Regions from separate parts of the Homo sapiens genome. Here region 2 is linked to region 1. A link is an interaction called in ENCODE POLR2A ChIA-PET data of the cell type or tissue named here. Cell type or tissue: MCF 10A. All regions are shown on one strand. Links, peaks and the distances in the headings refer to the core of each region. The heading gives the core; the rest is flanking DNA. Region 1 overlaps QTMAN (queuosine-tRNA mannosyltransferase). Region 2 overlaps ZEB2 (zinc finger E-box binding homeobox 2).

Region 1 (15,351 bases), core at 5,898-10,897:
GATTCAATGATCTTCACCTGGTCCTGCCCTTGACATGTGAAGATTATGGAGATTACAGTTCAAGGTGAGATTTGGGTGGGGACACACAGCCAAACCATATCATTCACCATATTAACCCAAAGTATATATCGAAACAAATGAACAGCAAACAGAATGTCAATGAATTATTCATAATTTTAAGAGTCAAAGTTGCCCCTTGGCAAGATGAACTGGGTGCATGAGACATAGTGGGGCAGTCTCGTTCTCATAATATTTTGGTGGAAATTTTTTACCCTTGAGGACAGGATCACATCTTATTCACTTTGTAAACCTAGCACCTAGTATGACACAGCACAACAGTCATCCAATGATGCTGTGCATGTGGCTTTCCCCACTCTCCCACAACACTACCTTCCATACTCCCAAAAGTTAAACTCCTTTTTAAAAGCCCCAGCCCCTTTACTTCAGATGCTTGTCATTCTCCCCTATCCTTCCCTATCTAGCTTTCCCATGTCCTACTCAGGGTGAATTATTTTCACCTTCTCCTATATTTCCAATGAAACTTGTTTGTTTCTCTACACTTGTCTTGCCCAGTCTCACTTTTATATGTCCATTACATTAGAAATTCTTAAAACAGAATTTTATTTAGTATTGCATTTTTTATAATACCATGAACATTCTTGGCACATAGTAGGGACTCTGTAAGTATGCACTGAATTGTCTAACTGAATTCAACACATACTTATTTGCACACCTATATTCTCACACACAGCACACTCTAAGTCATTCTAATGAGCTACTTTAGGAGGTTGGTCTCAATAATAATAAACAATAATAAAGTTAAACCATATTTATTGAGTGCCTAGCACCTGCCACACAATCTGTTAGATGCATCATGACATCATTTTAATCCTTGTCATAACTCCTATCTCTTGAAAATGAGGAAATCAAGACTCAGAAAAATTAGGTATAATACCCAGAGGGAAAACGCTGGTATGCTTTTGAGCATAGATTCAAATCTAGGTATTCCTGGTTAAAAAGATCTTAAATCTGATTCCTTATATATTTTCCTTTTAATTTCTTTCCCTCCCACTTCCGCCAGCATTGCAATTATGAAATCAATCTATTGCTCGGTTTTATGGTTTTTCTAATTTAATCTATTTTCAAGATTCTAGGCTACCTATAATGCTTTATTAATATTAAAGATAGTCTAAGGATTTTGCCTACTCTGATATTTTTAAACCAATCTCCAACCAAATAACTTGTGTTACATACACAAGTTTCAGAATGTGGTAGAAGTACTTGGAATAAAATGTCACTCTCCCTTGAAGCAGTCTGAAATACATAAAAATCTTATACAAGCAAAACCAGAACCTCAAAAGCTCAATCTACACAAGAACAAGATACTCTCTAAAACAAACTCTCTCAGCCCTTTCTTTGTGACAAACTCCATTATTATAGATGTTTGTAAAATTTCCCATTCTTGAAGAATATTTCTTTGCTTTAAATAACAGATCTTTTGAACAGAGGAGTCATAACTAATGGATTATAATATTTCTACCTTTAAAATTTGAATTTCTTATGAGTAAAACAAACCACAAATGAAAGTACTTGTACTAAGCACACTGAATCCTTTTTCTTCTATTAGCATATTGGTCTACAATCATATCTAGATCAATAGTGAAGATATCCACTTAAAAGAGAGCCACGCTTTCTTTTGTCAGAAATTCATTACTTTTTATTAGGGTCATTGCTTGAAAACTTCAAAACACCATATGGACCTAATTGTGGTTTATTTTGGCAAAAAGGAAGACACTGTAGAACAATTGAGGCATTACATTCTACAATTCCATTACTTTCATCCCTCTCAGTTTTATTACTGTGTCATTAAAGGCAACTTGAGTGAGTGAAGAATTATAGTGTCATGTGTACAGGCTAGTAGATTAATAACAAAACACACTCAAGTTTAAAGGTATCTAACAGCTGTTTTCATTATTTTGTGTAAATACGCTTGAAGCATATCTATCTGATTAGTGGAGAGAGTGCTCTTCTCTGTCACATGCCATGGGCACTGCTATGTGCAAGCAATCAAAGTGCTCAGAAAATGAGTTTACATTGTTCACTGCTGAAATACACAAATGTCAGAGAGTGACTGCGCATCAAAGCTTAGTCAAATCATCTGCTGTAAACAAACAGATTCCAATGCACATTTCAGTTTAAAACATTCCACAGCAGTGCACTGACTGAGTTGGACTTATTGTCAGCCAAAATGAAGTGATGTGCAGAGAATAGTAAGTTTCTTTAGAGAGAATAAACGAATTCAAAATCAGTTTTGTTCATACAGATACATAATCATCTATATAATTTCCAATACAGCCAACATCTAAAGTTGTATTATTTTATCCTAGGAATATGAATTACCTTTTACATGCTTTTAAGTGTGAATTGATAAGGAAATATGCCACTTGTTCTTATTTTAGCCCTATACACACATACAATCCACACATTACTTGAGATTTCTAATGCAATGATTCCTAATTCTATGCTCACAGGATTTTCCTTTCTCTGTTCACAGTATTATGTTCTATCTGCTAACACATTTACTTCGAATTCCAATACTCAAATTACTTACTACTTAAAGCATTTCAAAAATATTTATTCCCATTCATCCACCCTTGTTCTTCTACAGATTCTCTTCACTTGACCTCTGGTATTCTTTAACCATAGAAATACTTGACTCCTACTCCATGAGGAGTTGACAGGTTCAGCTACTGCAGTTACTGACCACTCAGTGGGGGTTTTCACTTCATCACCCTCTTTCTGCTTAACTGTCTCTGTGGTTTCTTGTCCCCAGTGTGTCTGTTTGAGTTTGAAGTTCCAACTCACGCACTTGTTTTCAAACCTATTCGGAATTCCTCCCATCACTGAGGGCTGGAGGGTGGGAAGGGGAGGGAACGATCTTGATGTCATACACATGTGCAACCACTGCAATAATATAGGTGCTGAATACTCTCAATAGGGTGATGAGTGCAACTTCCTTCTGGTTTTAAAAATACTCTCCCCACTGCCCCCAGCTTTAAGTCCTCTGTCAAGAAACTCTGATTTTGACATATCTGGCTTCCTCAGCAATGCTTTTAAACCACTTTATGCTTGCTCCTCCAGTCACAGAAACACTTGTTTCAAATTTGTCTGTCTACCTCTTCCAAGTTCCTCATCTTTTCCTTCAATTTCATCCACTTGGTCTTTGGGGATGTTTACACTGAAGCTTATATTTCAAGACTCTCTAGTTTTCTCTCAAGCATCTCTAAGTCCTCCATGCGGTCTGAAGGCTTGCCTTGTCATCTGTATACTCTGTCTCTCTGCACTTCAGTTTCCTTCCTCTCTGACAAGAAGCTGCAGCACTCACAAGGCTGAGGCTCTAGTAGCACTAATGTGAGCCAGACCTGGCTGCGGAGGTGCTATGTAAGCTTCTCCACACTGAATTGACAATGAGTTTCTACACTGACCTTCAAGTTCCAAGTTTATTCTGAGGCATTCTGTAAGCAAGGCTCACAACCAATACGTCAAAATTTTCAGTTAAGGGTCCAAGCTAGGTTTTCAAAAGTTTAGACAGTAATTACATAAGCCACACCCAATACTTCCATGTCACCTTTCGAAGAGATAAACCTCATTTGTTAATGTGCTAACATAGCTCAACAATGTGAGTAAAGTACATAGAAGGACGCTGATTCTATCCAGGTTCAATCTAACCATACATTTGCCAACTGTTTTTTAAAGTTCCTTTAACAGTAAGGAGTCAAGGCCGGGTGCAGTGGCTCATGCCTGTAATCCTAGCATTTTGGGAGGCCGAGGCGGGCAGATTGTCTAAGCTCAGAAATTCGAGACCAGCCTGGGCAACACGGTGAAACCCCATCTCTACTAAAATACAAAAAATTAGCCAGATGTGGCGGCATGCACCTGTAGTCCCAGCTACTCGGGAGGCTGAGGCAGGAGAATCGCTTGAACCTGGGAGGCGGACGTTGCAGTGAGCCGAGATCGCACCACTGCACTCCAGCCTGGGCAACAGAGCAAGACTCTGTCTCAAAAAAAAAAAAAAGTAAGGAGTCAAAATGTAACTCTGACTTTCTCACTTTAGAGAAATTATTCCCTAAGGTAAACGGCACTTAACATAAACAAGATAGATGATGAGGAGAAATTACAACCTATTTCTCTTAGAAAAAAAAAAAAAAACTGACTTAAGCTGAGTGCTAAGCCAAGCTTAGTGATGGTGCTACAGCTCCGCACTGATTTCCCTTTCCAGTGTTTTACACATTGCTTGCTCCCTAATAATATTTACTGAAAATCAAGAAAGGAGTGATGTTGATGCTGTAGAGTGTTAAAAAGGCATCAAAGACAGAATCTCCATATATAAGCACCTAACAATCAAATGGCTGAATATACATAAGTCAACTGACAATAGGCATGCATATACATGACATATGCATCTGCATTTATAATTCTATATTTAATTTAAAAGCTTCCCCTATACATCTGTCTGGGACAGCAGTAAAGTAAGCAATGGAGACATAAAACAAAGACAGTATCTCACCACAATGTATCATATAAAATAAATGACTCAGTAGTCTAATACAAGTGATATTATTCACAACACTTTTTGAAGAGTATGGTACTTTTCAAAAACCAGTAAGTACTGTTTTTCTTAAAGATGCAAATGTAGTAAATAGAAGACAGAATGTTATTCTAGATCTAAGTAGGAAGAGAGTTGGAAAACAACAGGGATAAAAGATGCAAAGTCTTATAATCAAAAAGGAGAGTCATGTACTCTCTGTCCAGAGTAACGAAAGGACTAGGGTATGAGGGAAAAACAAGTATTCAAGCAAGGAAATGTGGGTTGTTTTTTCCACTACTGATAACGCACTGGACACCTGAATAAACTTGGCAGACTGCATTTCAAGCCGTAATTGTGTACGTCTCCTTCTTTCCACATTGTATGCTTCATTAAATCTTCCATGTATCCTGTACCTTGATCTTCCTCAAGCCCTTTCCACATCAAAACTCACCAAAATGGTCTAGCTCCTTATTTCCAGTTGGAATTTCCTCTCTGGTTGGGGTACACTTCTGTGACCACATCTTTTAAGCTGCATCTTATGATTCTTCAATAAAAATAGACTCAATTCCCTTCAAGGAAACTGGTACCAGAAACATTTCTGCCTCACAGAATCTATCACCTACAGGTAGGAATGTTCTGCTCTCTTAAGAGCTTTGTAAACTAGAACATGGTATACAAGTGTAAGCCGTGACTCAGCTGCTGTTATTAGTCACTTTACCCTTCAGAGTTGCTTATATCTAAAATAGTCTGTCTCACTCTTAACGTCGTGTGTAGAGAGCAAGTGGAATGCGAGTTTAACATATTTTATGCAGCACCTGGTACACCACATGCAAAAAGGCTTGTTGCTGATGACGCTAATGCTCCCTGAAATTAAAGTCTATCTTCTCATGATCACATAATAACTGGCAATCACCTTGAAATGGGAGTGTATTAAGCTCTATAAAACACAGCTAGTACTTCTGGCCCAAGTTCTGCTCTCAGTGAAACTAGAGAGCAGCAGCTCAGTGCTCCCCTCAGAATACACGTGTTTCAAAGCATTTAACCTTTCCATCATTCCCAAGAATATTCACAGTTACACCAGCCAGATTATTCAAATGACTCACCAAGTTTTCTTGCTTGTGTATGCCACTCAAATAAGAAAGATTAAATACAGCCCTGTTCACAGTAAATTAAGTAACACTAGAATAAGCATAGAAAAATGATTTATTCTTGATTCTTGTAAGTCATATACATCACCAAATCACTTTGGCTGTTATTCAACTAATAATTGAATTGAATTGGGGCTAAAATAACCATTGGAACTTAAATTTTCTTCCTTATACAGGAAGTTCCTGAAATTCCTCCTCCTCTAAAATACACATTTTAGAAACAGGATAATATCCAATGTTATCAATATATTCTGAATTTATACTTGGAGACATCCAGTATTAATCTTACTGATTTCTATATGCACATCGTGTTGACTTACTTATACAGGTAGGCTATCAGAGAATTAATTAGACATGAACTTAGAAATTAACTTGCTTAATGTCTCATCTATTCAGGAATTCCTTGAAAAGACTTGGCTACAATATTTCACATACTGATTGCTAATTCACTTTCATTTAGTCTTTCTTTCTTTTTTTTTTTTTTTTTTTTTTTTTTTTGAGATGGAGTCCTGCTCTGTCGCCCAGGCTGGACTGCAGTGGCACAATCTCAGCTCACTGCAAGCTCCGCCTCCCGGGTTGATGCCATTCTCCTGCCTCAGCCTCCCCAGTAGCTGGGACTACAGGCACCTGCCACCACGCTGGCTAATTTTTTGTATTTTTAGTACAGATGGGGTTTCACCATGTTAGCCAGGATGGTCTCGATCTCCTGACCTCGTGATCCGCCCGCCTTGGCCTCCCACAGTGCTGGGATTACAGGCTTGAGCCACCGTGCCCGGCCCATTTAGTCTTCTTTCTGTGAAAGGGTGCAAAGAATATTTGCAACAGGGGAGTTCAAGACATTTTCCAAAGTTTTATTCAGGAGTTGCCAAATCAGGTGAAATGTGACATCTCCCCCACCTCTAAATCCCATGGACCTTTGTACCTTAGCCACCTCTGACACAAGAATCTCTACAACTTGATCAGTAATATCCAACATATTTATTCAAATCATGTCTATCTCTCTCTCACACACACACACACACACACTACTTTACTGTGAAATGTATCTAATTGTTAAAAAGATAGCCTTATAGTGAAATGATATGCTTACCCCACGCTTCTCATGTTCATGTTAGGATTCTTTACTTGGGAACAAGACCACACATTTATACTCACACTGGCACATAACAATCTTTCAAACTCCAAGGTTCTATGATTCTATAATGTGAATACAGCTATTCTGCCTCCCCACAGAATTCTCCAGGTTAAGTACCTCAAGACTCTTCAAGTATGTTTAGAAGTTTTGTTTTACACATATAAATAAATATATATAATATCAATAAATGTTATATATATATTCCCTTTTTGAATGTAAAAATTAACATTATTCTGTCAAATACCATTTTATACATTTCAGCCACTACCTTGGTCTGTCAAAATAAACATTTTGGTTTTGAAATGTCATGCTTATCACTCATTATTCTTTCAATCATCTTTTGTTCTGTGTCATTCAAAATTCTAGGACATTTGCTTCAGGTTTTTGTTTATGGCACCCCACCAGACTGAAAGAAGGAAAGTTTCTTGAGCATCTACCATATGTGAAGCACCTTGATTAGTACCTCACACTTACTGTTTCCCATAATTTAATTCTCACAAAACCCCTTGTGATCACCTAGTTTATAACTGAGGAAATAAACAATACTAAGTGAGACTTAAACAACTGAGTAACTGGCTCAATGGTCTGGTAAATGACAGAGCTTGGTCTTTAAATAAAGTTTCTCTGAATCCAGAGCTATGTTTTTTCCATTACAATATGGGATCTGTCTTTAGGATAAAAGCAATTCCTGAGTACCTATCAGTCCGGGAAAGATGGTTAGCTAATTACAAATCTACCTACCCATCTTCGTTGTAAGGCTATTACGAAGTTGGTTTGTGAAATGCCCTGCTGATGTCATCAAATACTTTCTATAAAGTAAATAGATACAGTGTATATGCATGTTTGAGGCTTACAGGTATACTAGGCATTTTGTGTTTAAAAAAAGTTTTATTTAAGTAACTTTATGGGGTTGTTTTACTTTTGACGTTTTACAGCTGAGGACACTGACGCCCACAGCACTCAAGTGACTGTTCCAGGTCAAATAGCTGGTAAGTGATCCAGCCCCACCCTATCCACTAACCTAGCAGCTCTGTTACAAAGGATGCTGAGGTTGCTTTGACATGTCATGACATGTGCACTGTTGGATATGCTGGCTTCCAGACAGCAGCACATTCATTTTAAGGACTGTACAAATTATCTGCTTAAGAATACACTCTGAAATGTGGTCAGTGATTTTTCTCTTCTTTTCCTTGTCACTGTCATCTGTGCATTTACAAGAAAAGAGCTATATTCATCTTGTACTCTCTAGCACCCAGCACATTGCTTACAGTGTTTCTTTCGAAAAACAAAATTAAGCAGTAGAATCCTTTTGAAAATAAAATTTACCCGAAATACAAATATATAAAACAAATAAAGGCACAGCTTATTTGGCAAAAGAGGTAAGGAAAACCATGAGGGGAGTGCAGCTTCATTATCTCTCCATATCTGTCCCTCCCTCCCACCACTTTTCCCCAAACCCCACCAAACTTTCACTATCACCTGAGAAAATTCTGAGAGTCCTAATGATCCTTTGGAAGAAAATCTGAAAACCAGTCGTTATAGGGGAATATATTGGATGGTGGTGATGATGAAGATGATGACAATAATAACAACTAGCATTTACTGAATGCTTACCATAAGGCTAATATAGAAACCCCTTACTAACACATTTTTGATAGGTTCCCCATTGGACATAACAGGTTTACACAAACTAGTGTATTAGATAACTGGCTGCCATTTTGTTAGTAGATGGAGACGTGGGGAATACAATGCTATGTAAAACTGGAGGCCGGGGGCCACTGGAGCACAAGAGGGAGGATCGCCATGTGAAACTGACTCAAAGGACAGTGAGTATCTGTTCATCTGTTCATGCATTCATGCAACAAATAATTCTGGAGTGCCTTCTAGGTGCCCTGCATAGAGCTTACCTTCTAATAGAACATCTGAGGTGCAGCAAGAGGAAAAGGAGAATGAAATGTATCACAGACCAACTCTATTTACATAACAATTTTTAGAATTCTAGCCACACTGCTACAGTAAAAACTGGTTAGTGAGGGCTACAGTAATTTTTCTAAGTTCCCTTAGTTGTAAGGACATCATTATCAGTAAATGGTATTTATAGCTACCAAAATTAAAATAAAATAAAATAAAACAAAATAAAATAAAACCTTGAAATGCTGATACTCAATTTGTAGAAACAATTTAGAAATGGTAATCTGAAGGAAAATATCAAAAATACAAATTTTGTCACTGTCCAAAAATTCTATTAATATACAGTTAGGTCTTATTAAAACTACATAATAGGGCCAGGCAGGGTGGCTCACACCTGTAATCCCAGCACTTTGGGAGGTGGAGGTGGGTGGATCACTTGAGGTCAGGAGCTCAAGAGCAGCCTGGCCAACATGGCAAAACCCTGTCTCTACTAAAAATTAAAAAATTAGCCAGGTGTGGTGGTGCACACCTGTAATCCCAGTGACTCAGGAGGCTGAGGCACGAGAAATGCTTGAACCTGGGAAGCAGGGGTTGCAGTGAGCCAAGACAGCACCACTGCACTCCAGTCTGGGCAACAGAGCAAGACTCCATCTCAAAAAATAAATAAATAAAGCCGGGGGAGGGGCGGTGGCGGTTCCAAGATGGCCAAATAGGAATAGGTCCAGTCTACAGCTCCCAGCGTGAGCAATGCAGAAGATGGGTGATTTCTGCATTTCCAACTGAGGTACTGGGTTCATCTAACTGGGGCTTGTCGGACAGTGGGGGCAGAACAGTGGGTGCAGCCCACCAAGCATGAGCCGAAGCAGGGCGAGGCATCCCCTCACCTGGGAAGTGCAAGGGGTCAGGGAATTCCCTTTCCTAGCCAAGGGAAGCGGTGATGGATGGCACCTGGAAAATCGGGTCACTCCCACCCTAACGCTGCACTTTTCCAAAGGTCTTAGCAAACGGCACACCAGGAGATTATATCCTGCGCCTGGCTTGGAGGGTCCCACGCTCACGGAGCCTTGCTCATTGCTAGCACAGCAGTCTGAGATCAAACTGTAAGGTGGCAGTGAGGCTGGGGGAGGGGCGCCCACAATTGCTGAGGCTTGACAAGGTAAACAAAGCAGCCAGGAAGCTCGAACTGGGTGGAGCCCAAGGCAGCTCAAGGAGGCCTGCCTGCCTCTGTAGACTCCACCTCTGGGGGCAGGGCATAGCCAAACAAAAGGCAGAAGAAACCTCTGCAGACATAAATGTCCCTGTCTAACAGCTTTGAAGAGAGTAGTGGTTCTCCAACCATGGAGTTTGAGATCTGAGAACGGACAGACTGCCTCCTCAAGTGGGTCCCTGATCCCCGAGTAGCCTAACTGGGAGGCACCCCCCAGTAGGGGCAGACTGACACCTCACATGGCCAGGTAACCCTCTGAGACGAAGCTTCCAGGGGAACGATCAGGCAGCAACCTTTGCTGTTCAGCAATATTCGCTGCTCTGCAGCCTCCACTGCTGATACCAAGGCAAACAGAGTCTGGAGTGGACCTCCAGCAAACTCCAACCGACCTGCAGCTGAGGGTCCTGACTGTTAGAAGGAAAACTAACAAACAGAAAGGACATCCACAGCAAAACACCACCTGTACATTACCATCATCAAAGATCGAAGGTAGATAAAACCACAGAGATGGGAAAAACAGAGCAGAAAAGCTGAAAATTCTAAAAATCAGAGCGCCTCTCCCCCTCCAAAGGAACGCAGCTCCTCGCCAGCAACAGAGCAAAGCTGGACGGAGAATGACTTTGAAGAGCTGAGAGAAGAAGGCTTCAGATGATCAAACTTCTCCGAGCTAAAGGAGGAAGTTCAAACCCATTGCAAAGAAGCTAAAAACTTGAAAAAAGATTAGACGAATGGCTAACTAGAATAACCAGTGTAGAGAAGTCCTTAAATGACCTGATGCAGCTAAAAACCATGGCACGAGAACTACGTGATGAATGCACACGTTTCAGTAGCCGATTCAATCAACTGGAAGAAAGGGTATCAGTGATTGAAGATCAAATGAATGAAATGAAGAGAGAAGAGAAGTTCAGAGAAAAATGAATCAAAAGAAATGAGCAAAGCCTCCAAGAAATATAAGACTATGTGAAAAGACCAAATCGACATCTGATTGGTGTACCTGGAAGTGACAGGGAGAATGGAACCAAGTTGGAAAACACTCTGCAGGATATTATCCAGGAGAACTTCCCCAATCTAGCAAGACAGGGCAACATTCAAATTCAGGAAATATAGAGAATGCCACAAAGATACTCCTCGAGAAGAGTAACTCCAAGACACATAATTGTCAGATTCACCAAAGTTGAAATGAAGGAAAAAATGTTAAGGGCAGCCAGAGAGAAAGGTCAGGTTAACCACAAAGGGAAGCCCATTAGACTAACAGTGAATCTCTTGGCAGAAACTCTACAATCCAGAAGAGAGTGGGGGGCCAATATTCAACATTTTTAAAGAAAATAATTTTCAACCCAGAATTTCATATCCAGCCAAACTAAGCTTCATAAGTGAAGGAGAAATAAAATCCTTTACAGACAAGCAAATGCTGAGAGATTTTGTCACCACCAGGCCTGCCCTAAAAGAGCTCCTGAAGGAAGCACTATACATGGAAAGGAACAACCGGTATCAGCCACTGCAAAAACATGCCAAATTGTAAAGACCATCGATGCTAGGAAGAAACTGCATCAACTAACAAGCAAAATCACCAGCTAACATCATAATGACAGGATCAAATTCACACATAACAATATTAACCTTAAATGTAAATGGGCTAAATGCTCCAATTAAAAGACACAGACTGGCAAATCGGACAAAGAGTCAAGACCCATCAGTGTGCTGCATTCAGGAGACCCATCTCACATGCAGAGACACACATAGGCTCAAAATAAAGGGATGGAGGAAGATCTACCAAGCAAATGGAAAACAAAAAAAGGCAGGGGTTGCAATCCTAGTCTCTGATAAAACAGACTTTAAACCTACAAAGATCAAAAGAGACAAAGAAGGCTATTACATAATGGTAAAGGGATCAATTCAACAAGAAGAGCTAACTATCCTAAACATATATGCACCCAATACAGGAGCACCCAGATTCATAAAGCAAATCCTTACAGACCTACAAAGAGACTTAGACTCCCACACAATAATAATGGAAGACATTAACACCCCACTGTCAACATTAGACAGATCAACGAGACAGAAAGTTAACAAGGATATCCAGCAATTGAACTCAGCTCTGCACCAAGTGGACCTAATAGACATCTACAGAACTCTCCACCCCAAATCAACAGAATATACATTCTTCTCAGCACCATATCACACTTATTCCAAAATTGACCACAGAGTTGGAAGTAAAGCTCTCCTCAGCAAATGTAAAAGAACAGAAATTATAACAAACTGTCTCTCAGACCACAGTGCAATCAAACTAGAAATCAGGATTAAGAAACTCACTCAAAACCTCTCTACTACATGGAAACTGAACAACCTGCTCCTGAATGACTACTGGGTACATAACAAAATGAAGGCAGAAATAAAGATGTTCTTTGAAACCAATGAGAACAAAGACACAACATACCAGAATCTCTGGGACACATTTAAAGCAGTGTGTAAAGGGAAACTTATAGCACTAAATGCCCACAAGAGAAAGCAGGAAAGATCTAAAATTGACACCCTAACATCACAATTAAAATAACGAGAGAAGCAAGAGCAAACACGTTCAAAAGCTGGCAGAAGGCAAGAAATAACTAAGATCAGAGCAGAACTGAAGGAAATAGAGACACAAAAAACCCTTCAAAAAATCAATGAATGCAGGAGATGGTTTTTTGAAAACATCAACAAAATTGATATACTGCTAGCAAGACTAATAAAGAAGAAGAGAGAAGAATCAAATAGACACAATAAAAAATGATAAAGGGGATATCACCACCGATCCCACAGAAATACAAACTACCATCAGAGAATACTACAAACAACTCTATGAAAATAAACTAGAAAATCTAGAAGAAATGGATAAATTCCTGGACACATACACCCCCTCAAGACTAAACCAGAAGAAGTTGAATCTCTGAATAGACCAATAACAGGCTCTGAAATTGAGGCAATAATTCATAGCTTACCAACCCAAAAAAGTCCAGGACCAGATGGATTCACAGCCGAATTCTACCAGAGGTACAAGGAGGAGCTGGTACCATTCCTTCTGAAACTATTCTAAGCAATAGAAAAAGAGGTATTCCTCCCTAACTCATTTTATGAGGCCAGCATCATCCTGATACCAAAGCCTGACAGAGACACAACAAAAAAAGAGAATTTTAGGTCAATATCCCTGATGAACATTGATGCAAAAATCCTCAATAAAATACTGGCAAACCGAATCCAGCAGCACATCAAAAGTCTTATCCCCCATGATCAAGTGGGCTTCATCCCTGGGATGCAAAGCTGGTTCAACATACGCAAATCAATAAACGTAATCCAGCATATAAACAGAACCAAAGACACAAACCACATGATTATCTCAATAGATGCAGAAAAGGCCTTTGACAAAATTCAACAGCCCTTCATGCTAAAAACTCTCGATAAATTAGGTATTGACGGGATGTATATCAAAATCATAAGAGCTATTTATGACAAACCCACAGCCAATATCATACTGAATGGGCAAAAACTGGAAGCATTCCCTTTGAAAACTGGCACAAGATAGGGATACCCTCTCTCACCACTCCTATTCAACATAGTGTTGGAAGTTCTGGCCAGGGCAATCAGGCAGGAGAAAGAAATAAAGGGTATTCAATTAGGAAAAGAGGAAGTCAAATTGTTCCTGTTTGCAGATGACATGATTGTATATTTAGAAAACCCCGGCCAGGCACAGTTGCTCATGCCTGTAATCCCAGCACTTTGGGAGACCAAGGCGGGCAGATCCCGAGGTCAGGAAATGGAGACCACCTTGGCTAACATGGTGAAACCCTGTCTCTACTAAAAATACAAAAAATTAGCCAGAGTGGTGGCAGGTGCCTGTAGTCCCAGCTACTGGAGAGGCTGAGGCAGGAGAATAGCATGAACCTGGGAGGCGGAGCTTGGAGTGAGCCGAGATCTCGCCACTGCCCTCCAGCCTGGGCGACAGAGCAAGACTCTGTCTCAATTAAAAAAAAAAAAAAGAAAACCCCATCATCTCAGCCGAAAATCTCCTTAAGCTGATAAGCAACTTCAGCAAAGTCTCAGGATACAAAATCAATGTGCAAAAATCACAAGCATGCTTATACACCAATAACAGACTAACAGAGAGCCAAATCATGAGTGAACTCCTATTCACAATTGCTTCAAAGAGAATAAAATACCTAGGAATCCAACTTACAAGGGATGTGAAGGACCTCTTCAAGAAAAACTACAAACCACTACTCAAAGAAATAAAAGAGGACAAAAACTAATGGAAGAACATTCCATGCTCATGGATAGGAAGAATCAACATCATGAAAATGGTCGTACTGCCCAAGGTAATTTATAGATTCAATGCCATCCCCATCAAGCTACCAATGACTTTCTTCACAGAATTGGAAAAAACTACTTTAAAGTTCGTATGGAACCAAAAGACAATCCTATGCCAAAAGAACAAATCTGGAGGCATCATGCTACCTGACTTCAAACTATACTACAAGGCTACAGTAACCAAAACAGCATGGTACTGGTACCAAAACAGAGAAATAGACCAATGTAATAGAACAGAGCCCTCAGAAATAATACCACACATCTACAACCATCTGATCTTTGACAAACCTGACAAAAACAAGAAATGGGGAAAGGATTCCCTATTTAATAAATGGTGCTGGGAAAACTGGCTAGCCATATGTAGAAAGCTGAAACTGGATCCCTTCCTTATACCTTACACAAAAATTAATTCAAGATGGATTAAAGACTTAAATGTTAGACCTAAAAACCATAAAAACCCTAGAAGAAAACCTAGGCAATACCATTCAGGACATAGGCATGGGCAAGGACTTCATGTTCAGAACACCAAAAGCAATGGCAACAAAAGCCAAAATTGACAAATGGGATCTAATTAAACTAAAGAGCTTCTGCACAGCAAAAGAAATCACCATCAGAGTGAACAGGCAACCTACAGAATGGGAGAAAATTTTTGCAATCTACTCATCTGACAAAGGGCTAATATCCAGAATCTACAATAACTCAAATTTACAAGAAAAAAAAAACAACCCCACCAAAAAGTAGGCAAAGGATATGAACAGACACTTCTCAAAAGAAGACATTTATGCAGCCAAAAGACACATGAAAAAATGATCATCATCACTGGCCATCAGAGAAATGCAAATCAAAACCACAGTGAGATACCATCTCACACCAGTTAGAATGGTGATCATTAAAAGGTCAGGAAACAACTGGTGCTGGAGAGGATGTGGAGAAATAGGAACACTTTTACACTGTTGGTGGGACTGTAAACTAGTTCAACCATTGTGGAAGACAGTGTGGCGATTCCTCAAGGATCTAGAAC
Region 2 (15,351 bases), core at 6,553-11,552, 310 kb after region 1:
GAAAGATATTCCTAGACAGATAATAATGCAACTTTGTTAAAAAAAAAAAAGCACCAGAATGTGGCATTTTATCTTTCCCTATAATTTTAATCTTTAGTTCCGTATTTTAAAGCTGCTGAAAATAAAATTAAGCTCACAGCTGATAGAAATAAAATAAAAAGTAACAGAGGGAGTTAAGAAACTGGTGTGTGATTTTGATGTGACTTTAACTTTTGTAATTATGACTCTATTCCTGTGAAATGAATAACAGTTGTAACTCAATTTTAGCAACTTGTGTCATAAGATTTTGTATATTTGAAACCTCTAGATGTGTTTCTGAAATAAGATGTGGCTTAGCTATCATAAATAATATTTTTATGCTAACAAAGTTGGGAGAGTAGCTGTTATATTATTCTTTATCCTAAGTAGGTGAAAAAAGTGCTTTGCTGGTACAATTAATGGTGGAATCCTATTATCATAGTTTTTGAAAGCAGTTAACCTTGGTGCCACGAGATTCTTCACCTTGTCTTCTCTACCATAAACAATATTATAGTATTTGACATACTAATTCTCTTTGGCAACTGTGGCAGGGTGATGCGCAAGCAAGCTAGGCAATTTTTTTTTTTTGCTTTCATGATTATGAACTTGGATTTTTTATGAGGGGAATAGAAAGTGGAACTATCCATTAATTCAACAAGTATTTTCTGAATGCCTAGTGTGTGATAGGCATCATGTCCTGCTCTGGTGAGCAGAAAACAGTTCTAGGCTCATCCTTCGGGAAGCCATGAGAGAGATTAATACAACTGATATTATCTCCAAAGTAAACACATCATTACAAACTCAGATAAGTATTATGAAAGAAAGTTATATGGTGGTATAAAAAAAGTAACACAGGAACCTGATGGCAGCTAGAAGATCAGGAAGGTCTTAACTGAAGAAGCATGAAGTTAACTAAATGTAGAAGCTGGAGAAGAGCAGCATGTGCAATGTGGTGACTGAAACAAGCATGGGACATCTCAGGATGTTAAAAAAAAAGGACAGTGCTGGAGTGCAGAGGATGAAAGGGGAACCACGTGATGTAAGGGTGGAGAGTAAGGCGGGAGCCAGGCCATGCAGCAGGTAAGAGCTTGTTTAAGGATTTGGGTTTTTACTCTAAAAGAAGCAGGAAGCTATTGAAGAGTATTAAGCAAGGAGGATGGCTGGATGAAACTATGATTATTTGCATTTTTAGATGACATCCTTGGCTATAGTATGATAGGGATTGGAGAAAGAGAAAAGTAGGTCCTGGGAATCCGGTTAGGAGGTTCCTGTCCTAGGCCAGGCAAAAGATACTGTTAAGGAATTGATGATGGAGATGAAGGAAGTGTCTGGATTTGAGAAATACCTAAGATCCAAAATTCCTCAGATTCATCTGGGAAAGAATTCAGTTTGTCAAGTTGGGAGATGCTAAGGTACCTCCCTCAGGTTTATACTTTCCAAATTTGATGGATGGTAGGTGACATTCATCAAAGCAAAGAACACTAGAATTCTAAAAAGACTTGAAACTATAAACAAATATATGGGACCAAATAAAAGGAAGTGGGAGAATTACACTATGTGGACCACTAAACTAAGCGCCAGTAATCCTGAATGCTGTGATCTCAAACCTTTCTTTTTTGCCTCTGTAACTTCTAATAAGGTTAACAAGAACAACGGTCTATTCCAAGACCGTATTTCCCTCAAAAATAGATTTGGAATGTACAGTAGTGGATTAAGATTTTATACCTTGAAATTTTGCTTAAATCTGTTATTAGCTGGACTTAATAAAGAATATGGGCTTTAGATAAGATCACTTTCCCCTTGCTGTATGCACAATGTCATGGATGCTTTCCAATGGATACTTATTGGTGGTGACTGTGATGATGTCATTTCACTTGCATCACTGAGCCCCTATGGAGTATGTAGAAACTGTCAACTTGCATAAAGTATTTGCTCATTGTTTTGGATCATCAAAATAACATCAGATCTATCAAAAAATCACCTTTTACTTTTGATGGGAAGAAAGGATAAAAGGGGCAAAATGGCAGAGCCATGATGAATGTCTTTTGAGTAACTTCACTGATTTTATCAGTGACTGACTTCTTTTTCAGTACTATGACAGCACAAAGTAACGTAATAGCTCCTTTCTGAATTCGTATCTACTTGAGGGTTGTCAATGGTTTATGTTAAGGGTTAAGACATGGTTTAAGTTTTTTGAGAATATTGTCCTACTTGATGACCTTAGTGTAACCTAGTAAACATAGATGGATGTACATTTAATATCCTAATTTTATCTTGATATTTCAGCAACTATTTGAATGATCTGGCTATCTTTGCATGAATTTTCATTTGCATATGAATGTTTCCATCAGAAATGTAATCATATGCAAATTCAATTGGATTTGCATTAATAGCCTTTTGGCTTAAAAGGGAGGAAAATTCTGATTTTTCTGGATAGGCAAACAAAACTGCATCTAGATACACTACTGTTGTTTGGAGAGGTAATTCAATTGCTAGATCAAATTTGGCTATGCTAGATTTCTATGTCAAGTGTGATGGGGACAAAATACATCAAATCATGCGCTCTCTTTAAGGATTCATCTTTGATCATCTTTGTATCCTGGGCATTGAATATATTGCCTAGAAATTAGTAGGCTCTCAAGAATCATTTATGGGATGAATGTGGAATAAATTATGTCCTTAACACTAATCTTGGTGTAGAGGTCTTTTGGTAAAAGGAAGCATAAAATAAGATACCTGCAGCTGAGCTAGGAACTTAGACCTAATACTCAGGCAACTGTAGAATAATTATTTGATAAACTGTGTAGTAGTGGTCATAAATACTTGAAAGAGTTTGATAGGGCTCAGATAAGTATTCAAAAAGGGTTTCATGAAGATGTCACTCAATCATTTAAATCCATTTGCTCCATCTGGATATTTCTTCATGCTGTATAGATATTCTGTTGTTTATATATCTCACATACCTAGGGTCACTTAAGTGGGCTAGAGTTAAACCTCCCAGAAACTAGGTATCACCAGCATGAATCTAATGTAGTTTTTCCATGAGGTGCAATAGGTGCTAGTAATATACAGTTTTTCTGCCCAGTACTTCAACATTCACCTTGTCCTAGGAATGCTTCTCCATTTCCTGATTGCCAAGGCTTATGGTACCCAAGGAGCTGCTGTGTTACCATGTGATCCTGCTCCCCTAGCCACAATTGATCTCTGTTGCTCAGGTGAGCCAATCTCAGTCCTCTCTTCTCCAGGCCAACTTGTTGATTGGTCCAGGGTAGCCAATAGATCCAATTAAATTCAATAAATCCCTTCCCTATGATTTTAGGACTTTGTTCCAGAAAAAGCATCAAGGCAGTTTTTTTTTTCTGCCAAGTGACTGTAGCTATAAAATGTGGAATGAAGGAATTGTTATTTTCCATCTAGAAAAAGAAGATTTATGAAGAGAGAATAAAGCAGACATACAGAGAAAAGCAGACAAGATTGCATGTTCTGACAGTTCATTTCTAGCTCTTCTCGTTCCTGAGGCCGAGGTGCACCTTGCAGTGGTTCGGTTGACCACCTTCCTTAAATTCCGTGAGCCAAGAAACTTCCTTTTCTGCTTGAAGGTATGTTGTGTTTCAGTCTCTTAAAACTAAAATCACCCTAACAGTTACAATACTAGGACAAATGATGGGATTCAATTTTGGTTACTCTCAGAATTGTTGGGAAGAATGAAGTTTTGATTGTATCTGAAAGTTTGTATGTTTGTTTTTAGAAAGATTATGCAATAATGTGTACTGGACACAGGAATGAGGTACAAAAGTAGCTGAAAGGTTGTAGAATTCTTCACTGCATTTTTCTAGTGTAAAATCAACCTCATTTTCCTTCTTTCTGTAATCCTCTTCACTCCCTGGTCTCTTTGGAAGAACTGCCAAAACACACTGACAAAGGATATTTGCATGGTATTTATGATCAAACCATAACAAAAATTCACAAGAAGGCTCAAGTAATTTCTTCCCATACCTTCTCCAGAGATTTTGCATTTAGTCCTAAAATTTACCCTAATGTCTTGCAAATATCTCTCAATCTTCTCTAAGGTTAGATAACCTTTTCTCTATCCAAAAAAAGAATATCTAGCTTGGGCAACAAATCTCGTCTCTATAGAAAGTAAAAGAATTAGCCTGGCATGGTGGTGCGTGCCTGTGGTCCCTGCTACTGGGGAGGCAGAGGTAGCAGAAACGCTTGAGCTTGGGAGGTTGAGGCTGCAGAGAGCTGTGATCGCACCACTGCATTCCAGCCTGAGTGACAAAGTGAGACCCCTGTCTCAAAAAAACCAAAAAAAAGTTGTTGTTTTTTTTTTTTTTTTGAGACAGAGTCTTGCTCTGTCGCCCAGGCTAAAGTGCAGTAGTGCAATCTCGGCTCACTGCCAGCTCCGTCTCCCAGGTTCACACTATTCTCCTGCCTCGGCCTCCTGTGTAGCTGGGACTACAGGTGCCTGCCACCACGCCCGGCTAATTTTTCGTATTTTTAGTAGAGACAGGGTTTCACCGTTAGCCAGGATGGTCTCGATCTCCTGACCTCGTGATCCACCCACCTCGGCCTCCCAAAGTGCTGGGATTACAGGCGTGAGCCACCGCGCCCAGCCATAAAAAAGAATGTTAATTAAAAATGTTTCCTCATGACCATGTGTATTTTAATACTGTTAGATTGTTAGGGTGAATTTTCAGGTCCCTTTTTGTCAGGAAAGCCTCAGTTCTCTTGGCAATATGTTGGCCACTCTTACTAATGTTGCTTATTAATGACACTTTTATAGATATCTTTATGGCTGCGTTAGATAGATAATTGATTTTTCAGACAGATAATAATAAATATCAACATAGACTGGCCTTAAAAATTATTGCCTAAAATTCAAGCGATGTTAACAGAACTCTAAATAAAAGAGAAATATTGGTCCCCAAATTAGTCAGCCCCCATAATCAAGTTGCTTTAGAATACTTTCTCAAAGATACTTAAAAGTGGGCTTTGCTTAGTGTTTACAGGTAATGAAATATAGACCAGATACTTATTCTTTATCATTTTCTGTTTCCCTTTGGCATTCATTTTCTTTATTTGTAGCAAGCCTGTGTTCACAGTGGAAGACAGGTACTCTATTATCACTGGTTTAGTGTCCTGCATGCTTTTAATTTTCATAAAAAATGGAAGAAAATTGAATATTATGTTAAGCCATTTAAGTAAACATCAAAATGAATAAATAATTCTTTTTAAAAAGAAAATATCTTGGAAGGTACAGAGGAGTTGCAGCAAGTATATGTAAAAAACTGAGTAGAATCATCCATCCATCCCCTTGTTTAATAACTGTTTATTGAGTGCCTACTAGTGCCAGTGTTCTTGGAAATGAGGACATGAGTGGTAAATTTTTTTCCTACTTCTGTGATTCACCCGTTTGGAGATATATACACATAATGGTTGTGATTCTGCAATATACAGACATGTCTATATATATATATATATATATATATATATATATATATATATATGTATAATAGGGCATCTCATATATACACACACACACACACACACACACACGCTTCCCCAGTGTAATGTAATGTATATAACATAAATTATGTATTTATCATATAATCTGGCTTTTGCTTACTTCACTATGAAAGGCAAAGGGACCTGAAGAAGCAATTACAAATCTAGGTAACTGTATTTATCATCTTTTTGAAAAACAGCCTTTTTGTTAACATCTCAGATGATAAGAAAACACGAAAATTATTTTGAATGTAGTCATTTGTATTGAGTTTTTTAGTTTAAGGAAGCACATATTCAGCATTTGTTGAGGTCTATAGATTCTCATGGCTACTTTGTTTAAAGTTGACTAATTAATAAATGTAAGCTTTTCATCATTAAAAGTGCATGTATGCGTTTTTGCAGAAGGTTTCCAAAAGACATATTGGCACTAGTTACCTAAAAACAACCGTGAGGGAAGAGGATGATCTTTTTCTCATTACACAGCTACATGGGCGGCCTCGCAGAGCCTCCAGCTGGTACAGAGGCATGGATAAAGCCAGGTCGTCAAGAGCAACAGAAAAGTTTTCTGCTCTTCCTGGGAATTAGTACAGCATCTTGGCCGCTCTCTCCACCCCTGCTCTGAACATGGCTTTCTCCAGGGAACACATGTTCAGATGCCAATGAGAGTTTCTCATGTAAGAGAGCTTCAGGAGAGCGAGGTGAAGAGTGGACAAGGAATGGGAATCTGTAGTAGTCTGCAGTATCAAATATCTCCCTAAACAGCAGGAGATCTTACATTAGGGGATTTTGAATATCAAGATGTAGAGACTGCTAACACTCAACGATTTTGATTGCTGTGTATTGGCACAGAATGATAGAGTCCATTACTTTTTTAAAAATTCCCAAGATAGGCCGGGCACGGTGGCTTACGCCTGTAATCCCAGCACTTTGGGAGGCCGAGGTGGGCGGATCACCTGAGGTCAGGAGTTCAAGACCAGCCTGACCAACATGGAGAAACACCATCTCTACTAAAAATACAAAATTAGCCGGGTGTGGTGGCACATGCCTATAATCCCAGCTACTAGGGAGGCTGAGGCAGGAGAATCACTTGAACCTGGGAGGCGGAGGTTGCGGTGAGCCGAGATCGTGCCACTGCACTCCAGCCTGGGCAACAAGAGTGAAACTCCATCTCACACACACAAAGAAAAATTCCCAATATAGACAATATGCACTTGTCTTTCACATTACTGTGTAACCTAAAAATTTGGAATTGGCATATTACCAAAAAGATAGACTAGTTTATTATAATTTAGAGGAGTTGATGAAGTAAGGTGATTTTGCCCAGCAATTCAATGCTCTTTTCTTATGCTTTATGTAGAGACACGTGAAACCTAAGAATGCTCAGGACAGTCAGTGATTTTCAAAAGTCAGTGGCATCCGTATCATCTGGGAGCTTGCTTGAAATGCAAATTATTGGGGCCCATCCAAACCTATGGAACCAGCAATCTGTGTTTTAACAAGTCTTTCACGAAATTCTGACCCTTGTCCAATTTAAGAACTCTACAAATTCAATCCTCTGCCTCGCATGGCTAAATGAGACATTCATAACATGATTTTGGAGAGAAGCACAATTGGTCCCATATTATTATTATTAGGTAGCTTTCCTGACTATCTCAGCCTGAGTTCACATAGACTTCCTTCTTCACTTACTGAATGTCATCTGTGTGTCTCAATCATTGAATTGATCACATCCCATCGTAATCTTTCTCTTACGTGTCTGTGAGCTGATAAAAGAATGAACCATATGTTATTCAGCTTTGTGTCACCAGCACCTAGCATAGTGCCTGGGTCACAGTTATTATGCAATAATTGAATGATTAGGCAAGGTTCAGGGTCCTTGGACTCCTCATTTTGGCTCAGTTATTTCATGTTTTTGAATTTCAATTTCCTCATCTGTAAAATGAGCCAGGGTGTGCTTTCTGGGGTGTCCTCAAAGTTCCAGAATTCCATAATTTCAATTAATTAATTACTTTAATCAGTTTGCTTTTTCTTTACTGGCTAGGCCTAGAGAATTTTATCTGTATTCTTTTCAATTAAAAACTCAAAACAACACAGCTTTCTGATGGGGAAAACAAACATGCAGATTAAGAGAAAATATTTTGGAAGTGCCTGGAAACCCCAGACAACATCACAAGCAAAACAGCGCTTATTAAATATTTGTTGAATGAATGAAGGAGGCACTCAAGAAGCTTGAAATATCAGTTATTTCTTGTGGGAACACTTGCTGTGAAGTGAAGATAGCTGCTCCTAATCGCAAACAAAGCTAATAAAACAACAGCATTCATTAGCCAGGAAGTGAACAGGCTCTTCTTGGCGTTCACTGATTATAGTCTGAAAATCATCCCCCGTCTCACCTGCCAAGCACTACTTCTATTTTTCTCTCCTCCAAACCTATCTCTTTCTCCACCTTATTTTTAAAAACTCAATGTATGAAGTTAACTAAGAAATTAAAAAATAATGACTTCCCTGACAGATGTCTGACTGGCAGACAAAACTCTTCCAACCTATAAAAATGTGATAGATACAACCAAGAAGAATATGACATACTTTGTAATAGTATGATTCCCTCCTTGTTAAGTATTTAGGTACTAACTGAATTATCTGATAAACTGATTTTGTACAATTGATTAACATTATATATCCACTCAACTCTTGCAGAGAAATACGTTATAATCAAACTTGTATCGCTTCTGTTACTGATATAAGAAAGCTAACTAATTTAAAAGTTTTAATTTAAGCTCCATGTTAAGAGGAACAGGAGAAATTGAGAGTTATTAAACCAAGAGGATAGTGAAAGTAAAAAAAGTTCTTCTTTCCCCCACTTTCCCCTATGCTAACGATGCGATGCACAGAATTGATGGTTAAAGAGACTTAATTGCTGGCTAGGCTGCCAACCTTATACTAATATTATCAGTTTAGGGGAGTTACACCTGGCACCACTGTATTTCTTGCTGAGGCAAGATTTTCAGTCTAGATCTGGATCTTTACTTGGGGTTCAATTGCTCTGGAGACACCCAAAGAAGGATCCTGTAAACTTAGACCTAACTGGCATTTCTGTTCAATACTTGAAGCAGTGCCTCTCTGATTCCACCACTTCCCATCCTAGCTTGTACTCTGCTATTCTTCTCATGTATTTTGTGAGACATGAACAGGACTGGCTATATGGTTGGTGGGGCCCAGTGTAAAATGAAAATGTTGGGCCCCTCATTCAAAAATTGTCAAGAGCTTCAAGACAGCAACTGCAGAGCCAACCAAGCAGCCCTTCTCAGTGCTGGGCCCTGTGCGACTGTGCAGGTCCCAGACCCAGGAAGCTGGCCCTGTGTATGTTATCGTGAGGCAGGGCCCCCGAGAGCCTCCCATCCCATGACGGCTAGTGCGGTCCAGTAATTTTTTTGTTCATGCTTCCAGTAAAATTTCATTAGAAGAAAGGGCAGGGTGGGGTGGAGTTCAAAATTTCTAGCCTGATTTCCTCATTTAACAGATGTTACAACTAAGGTACAGTGAGGTTAGTGATTCATACAAAGTTGCACAAGTAATTTCTGGAAGAGCTGTATGTAGGATTTATGTATCCTGACTCTTCACCCACTGCTCTTTCTACTGCACCATAATGACTCAACATGAGAGAAAGAGGCAAGAAAAGAGAGAACCTCATCTTTTTAGTTTTTCATCATGCCTGACTTGGTACCATTTGAACAGGCCCTACATACTGAAACGATCACAATGACATTATAAGCAATTCTAAATAGCAACATTATTACACCATACAATGAATATGGGGGGAAGTCAGTTAAAATGCCCACTTCAGAGTGTATGTGTGTGTGTGTGTGTGTTTGTATATGTGTGTGTAGAAAATTTTTACTTTTTTTCTTTTTTTTTTTTAAATGTCCCCATTCCTCTGAATCCTAGACACTTGTTTTATTCTTACATTTTTTTTTTTAACTGGGTAATCCAGAGCTGGGTCTAGTGGGGCAAAGAGAACACATAAAAGTTTTTCAAATTCTCTGTTCAAGATGCTTATTTAAAATTTCCATTTAATATTTAAGGATTGTATTTCCTAATTTGACTGTTTCTAATTTGTAATCAAGTTTCTAAAGGCGCTCAATAAAGAATAACTTTCCATAGCACCTTGCAAAGGTGAATTTTTATTAGGTATTATTTTAACATCTGTTAAAATAGCAGGTATTAGTTATTAGTTAGCAGATATTAGATATTTTGTGGTTATAGTAAACAAGAAATGCCTCAAGCTTAACTTTGGACTAGAAACCAAAAAAGAACTTTATTCCCGGTTCATTTTGCTTTCCCATTTCACATATTACTCGTTATTTTCCTCCCATGCTTAATTATATCCTCCTACATGTGTTCCACTTCTTCAGACTAAATGAAACTGTGTCATCCCCTGATAATAACCCATCCCTTACAGACCTTTTCCACAGGGCCATTCCTGCTTTCATTTGTTATGACTCACAGAACAAAGAGGAAGGGTCAACAAACTCCTTAATTCACGCTACTGCTTCCAATCAATGTTCCTGTTTCGTCAACTCACTCATCATTTATTTCTTTGTTTATTTATTCATTAATTCAACAAATACCCTGGTTATGAACCATTAACACTGTATAAACCACTGCATCCTCTGAGAGGGATTATGGAGAAGAGCAGACCTAACCTCTACCCTCAAATTGTTTCCACTCTGTAGCTGTAATGGTTTGAAGTCGAAGTCGAAAGTCATCCATTTTCACCGTCATGTTTTAGGACATTGCCTGTATACTGCAAGCAAAATGACGCCTGTCCCATGATTACATTTCCCACAGGATGCCATTGCATTCTGGGAAACTTCATCACTTAATAGATAGTCCATGCAGAACCTGGCTTCACAGTGCTTAGGCTTTCTCTAATCCAGCAACATGGATGGCCACACTTGCTCCTGGGCTAACCCTGGGACAAGAACCAGAACCGCGAACTTTCGCTCTCTGATTTCTACTTTCTCCCCTTGCCTATCATCCAGTTTCTCATTCCCTTGAAACGTGTACTTCAATGTGACAATCAGGCCCTGAAAAGTTTCCTAGTCCCTTTTACCCATTCTGATTTTATTTACCTCAGTTCACCTTGGAACTTGAAATCATCACTTCCATCTCTGTCCCTTACACTTGTATCATTCTTACCCTGCTGAACTACGATCCAGTCCAATTTCTGGAGTATCAAACGTATCTTAAAAAAATCTTAAATAATAGTATAGTCTTGTTGCAGACTATGTTTTCAAAATGGGATATTCCTTCCTAATAATTGAATCTCCACGCATTGTCCACAGCAATTATTCTACATGTCCATGTCTCAAGATTCCAACTGTATTCCTATTCCCTTACTGCTGACTGATAGTCTCTTTTTCCTATTGACTTCAAAGAGTGCAACCCATACAGTGTGTATTCCTTGGATCATCTTAAATTGACTACATTCTCTCCTATCATCATTCTGTCTTCTTCTTCTGATCTTACTGCTAAAAAATAAACATTATTGTGGCTATCATCTAAAATTATTCTCTTACAACTCGTTTGATAACCCACTCCATCTTTCACCCAGTCTCCTTTTACATTTCAGCCTTTCTCTCTTTCTCTCTTGTGCACAGAGGCATACCCAGCAAGTCTTTGTCTTGAAGAAAGTCTTCCCTGAAATTTGCAATTTCTTTAAGGCACCTCTCTTGTCCTATCTCCAATATTTGACCCTATACTGTCAGAAACCCTCTACAATACTGAACACTTTGCATTTGAACTTACATAGCTTGCTGTATTTCAAATAAAACGTCTTAATCCAGATGATATTATAATCAATAATAATGGCTAGAAATGATAGCGCATTTATTATGCGCTAACGTTGCACTAAATATTTTACATGCATTTCGTATTCGTCTACCACTGTTTTATTCACCCGGATGAATGTAGGTCCTTAATGACAGTGACTCTTCTTTTCTCACTGTATCTTTTGTGATGACTAACAAAATGCCTTGCACTTAGTAGGGTCCCAATAAGTGACCATTGAGTTGAATAACTAATGAGGCTATAATTATTTATTTGTAAATTTTCTCTTCTTGTCATTATGATTTTTTTTTATCAACACCCCTAAAATTTTATGTTGCTTAGTGGAAGGAACTCACCCTTCTATTTCCTTAAAGTTTCCTCAAGCCTCAGTTCAAATTCTACATACAACAAACACTCTGAATGTATGTATTTTAGTGGTTGTTAACAATGGGCAAATGCTTCGTTTTTGTTTATTGGTTGTTATCCAGGGTAAGAAGAAAAAAATATATATGATTTTTCTCCACTTCCATGAGAACAGCTTTTTAGATTCCACATATGAGTGAGGTCAAGTGATATTTATGTTTCTGTGCTTGGCTTATTTCACTCAGCATAATGTCCTCCAGGTTTATCCATGTTGCTGCAAATGACATGATTTCATTATTTTTTATGGCTAAATAGTATTCCATTGGGTATATATACCATTCATTATCCATTCATCTGTTGATGGACATTTAGGCTGATTCCAGAAGATGAGGAGAGTAGGGGGAAGGGTGAACAATGAGAGATTTCTCAATGGGTACAAAACTACAGTTAGATAGGAGAAATAGTTATGTTGGTCTATTATGTGACTGGAGCTCACAAAAATGTAGTGCATATTTCAGAATAGCTAGAACGGGGGTTCTCGAATGTCCTTATCACAAAGAAATGATAAATGTTTAAGGAGATGGATATGCTAATCACCTTGATTTGATCATTAATTTATACATGTATCAAAACATCATGTTGCACCTCACGAATATTAATATGTAAAATTGTTATGTGTCAATAATAAATTTTTAAAAAGAATACGATTCCTGATGTGAGTCAGTTGTCAAAGAAAGGAAAAGTCTGACAGCTTTCATCATTATTATACGTAATCATTATAAATACTACTAAATCCTCCTCCTACACAGTTAAAGAAGGGATGCTACATAAAAATGAAATCAGATATAAAACGAAACTAGTTCTTAACCTTCATATTTTAGCCTCAAATGCCAGAGTACTGAAAATAATGTGTCCTACAACTTGTCTGTGTAGTTTTCCAGAATGTCAAAAGAACTTAAATGTCAAAGCCTCTCAAAATTGGTTAGTTCTTTCATTACAAATTTGTTAAAATTGTATTTTTGTTTCCTAGAGAAAAAGTTAAGGAGGAACCAGTATGAATGGAGAAAACCGTTTACGATGTATTCATTTCTTAATGAACAAAAATAGTTTGAAGTTGGCCAGGCCTGGTGGCTCATGCCTGTAATCCCAGCACTTTGGGAGGCTGAGGCGGGGGGACACCTGAGGTCAGGAGTTCAAGATCAGCCTGGCCAACATGACAAAACCCCATCTCTACTAAAAGTACAAAAATTAGCCGGGCGTGGTGGCGCATGCCTGTAATCCCAGCTACTCAGGAGGCTGAGGCAGGAGAATTGCTTGAACCCAGGAGGCGGAGGTTGCAGTGAGCCGAAATTGCACCATTGCACTCCAGCCCGGGCAAAAAGAGCGAGACTCCATCTCAAAAAAAAACAAACAAACAAAAAAAAAAAAAAACTGGCAAAACAAAACAGGGTGAGCATCTAGTCTATGTTAGTTGTTGTACTGGGTGCTTTAAAAATGGCATGCCATGAGAATGACACAATGGACTTTGGGGAAATGGTGGGAGGGTGATGAGGGAAAAAAAACTACACATTGGGCACGGTGTACACTGCTTGGGTGATGGGTGCGCCAAAACCTCAGAAATCACTACTAAAGAGCTTATTCATGTAACCAAACATCACCTGTTCCCCAAAACCTATTGAAATAAAAAAAGAAAGAAAATAAAAATAAAGTTAAAAAATAAATAAATAAAAATGTCATGCCATTTAATCCCTACAGCGAGGCCTTGTACATAAGGAATCATGATTTCCACTTTACCGATGTAGAAATGAAGGCTTATCAATTACACACTCAAGTTAATGTAACTAGTAATTGGTAGAGATAAAATTCAAGTGTAGGTAATTGGTCTCTAGAATCTGGAGCCTCCCAAAACAATTGCCTCTCATATGTGAAATAATTTATGTATTATTCTTAGAATACTGGAAACAAGTTTGACTATAGTTAGAGTCTATAAAGTTAGTTCTTAGACAAGAAATTTATTGTGTTGTGTAAGATTAAGAACTGATGCCTAAATTGGCCTTGCCCAGTTTCTGGATGTAAGGTACCTCTTCCCCCTCTTAGCAAAGGAAGCGCAGATGCAGGTGGTTATTAATAGCCCTTTATAACTAGAGGTACTAGATTGTCTGAGTAAATATAACTTTCACACATTCAAAGAGTAAAACATCAGGGCCCTATTTGGATATTGATATGCACGTGGAACTGCATTAATGCTAATGATCACCATGCACCTAAGATAGCTCCTTGTTACTACTAGCACGTAGGCAAACTCATGTGTATAATGCTTCCAAGTTTTTCCATTTCTCTACTCTTCTTAGAAAATGGTTCATTCACACACTTAAAAATTTTACCTAATAATTTCATTTTGAATTTAAATCCTATTAATATCTGAAAGTTGTAAGGCTCTTTGTTAGAAGATATTCTTTATCTTACGTGTGAAAGCATTACAATTTTGTTCCTTTTTTAAAAAAAAATAAAAACTGGTGAACTTATGCAATGTGGAAAGTTATTAATATAAATCCAGGTTTGCACTGTTTTATGTGTTATAGATCAATTTTGCCATTCAGTTAATCTAACTTTGTTGTTAAAAAAAAAATGTAGTGATACTCTAGGCTATTCTTCTTTGCCTTTAACAAGGCAAAATCCTTCAGGGACTTAGATCCTAGTTTCACTCTCTGAAGATACTTAGTCTCCTCCACAGAGAATGTTTTCCCCTACTGTGGCTTCCTTTATCAGAATCCATTTCTTCTCCACCAAATATTCATTCATTGATTCATTCATTCATTTCACCAGTTGTAATATCTGCCATGTGTGCTCCCTGCTATAACTGGGCTTGTTGAGGCAAATGGAATAGTCCTTTCCTTAGGGCAAACATTTTTTTAGTCACTTACTAATATCGACATATACATTCTGATTATTACTATTTTTGAGATAGGGTCTTGCTCTGTCACCCAGGCTGGAGTGCAGTGGATTATGGCTCACTGTAGCCTCCAACTCCTGGACTGAAGCCATCCTCCAGCCTCGACCTCCTGAGTAGCTGAGATTATGGGCCAGACCACCACAACTGGCTTCATTATTTATTTAATTACCTCAGTAATTATTTATTTAATTACTGGCTAGAGAACAAGGTCAGCCAATGAGGTAGATACCAGGATGATCCACCCTCATTTTTCAGCTGAAGAAACCTCTTGTCTTCATGAAATTGACTACATGAAATAAGGGCAAACAATATAAGGAGGAACGATGAAACATGCTGAAGTTAGCCACATACACCTTAGGGTTGTGGGATTTCAGAACCCCACAAGGGTTCTGAAGAGATTGCTGTCGTTTGGGGTGTTCAGAGATGACCACATTAAGGAAATGGGATGTGACCTGGACTTGAAGAACAGAAGGATGGGGAGAATTTGGATGACTGGAAGAAAGGAGCTGGGGGATTAGGGTCTGAAGGGATAGCATGGGCAGAGATTCAGAGGTTGGTATAAATGTGGTTCTTTTTTGTTGTCACCAAGGGATTTGGTCTGACAAGAATGGAGCGCCATTGGTATACAATGGATGGCACTTATTATCGGACTGAAGAACGTCCTGTAGGTGCTAAGGGGC

What was found. Peaks named below come from ENCODE experiments on the same cell type or tissue, not always from the same donor. Only the 100,000 strongest peaks of a DNase experiment are listed, where the experiment ranks them.
Region 2: POLR2A ChIA-PET joins it to region 1 with 5 read pairs; 1 of 35 experiments calls an interaction of 5 or more read pairs at or near these places.

The regions. Positions count from the first base shown.
Region 1 is chr2:144,094,654-144,110,004 of GRCh38, forward strand. The region is part of intron 6 of QTMAN (queuosine-tRNA mannosyltransferase); the gene reads right to left. Among named protein-coding and RNA genes, the nearest start is that of QTMAN-AS1, 170 kb to the left of the region's middle. In MCF 10A, for the core only: no CTCF peak of the experiment used is centred there; a DNase peak (open chromatin) is centred at 7,908.
Region 2 is chr2:144,405,573-144,420,923 of GRCh38, forward strand. All of the region lies in intron 4 of ZEB2 (zinc finger E-box binding homeobox 2), which reads right to left. Among named protein-coding and RNA genes, the nearest start is that of QTMAN, 81 kb to the left of the region's middle. In MCF 10A, for the core only: no CTCF peak of the experiment used is centred there; a DNase peak (open chromatin) is centred at 9,099.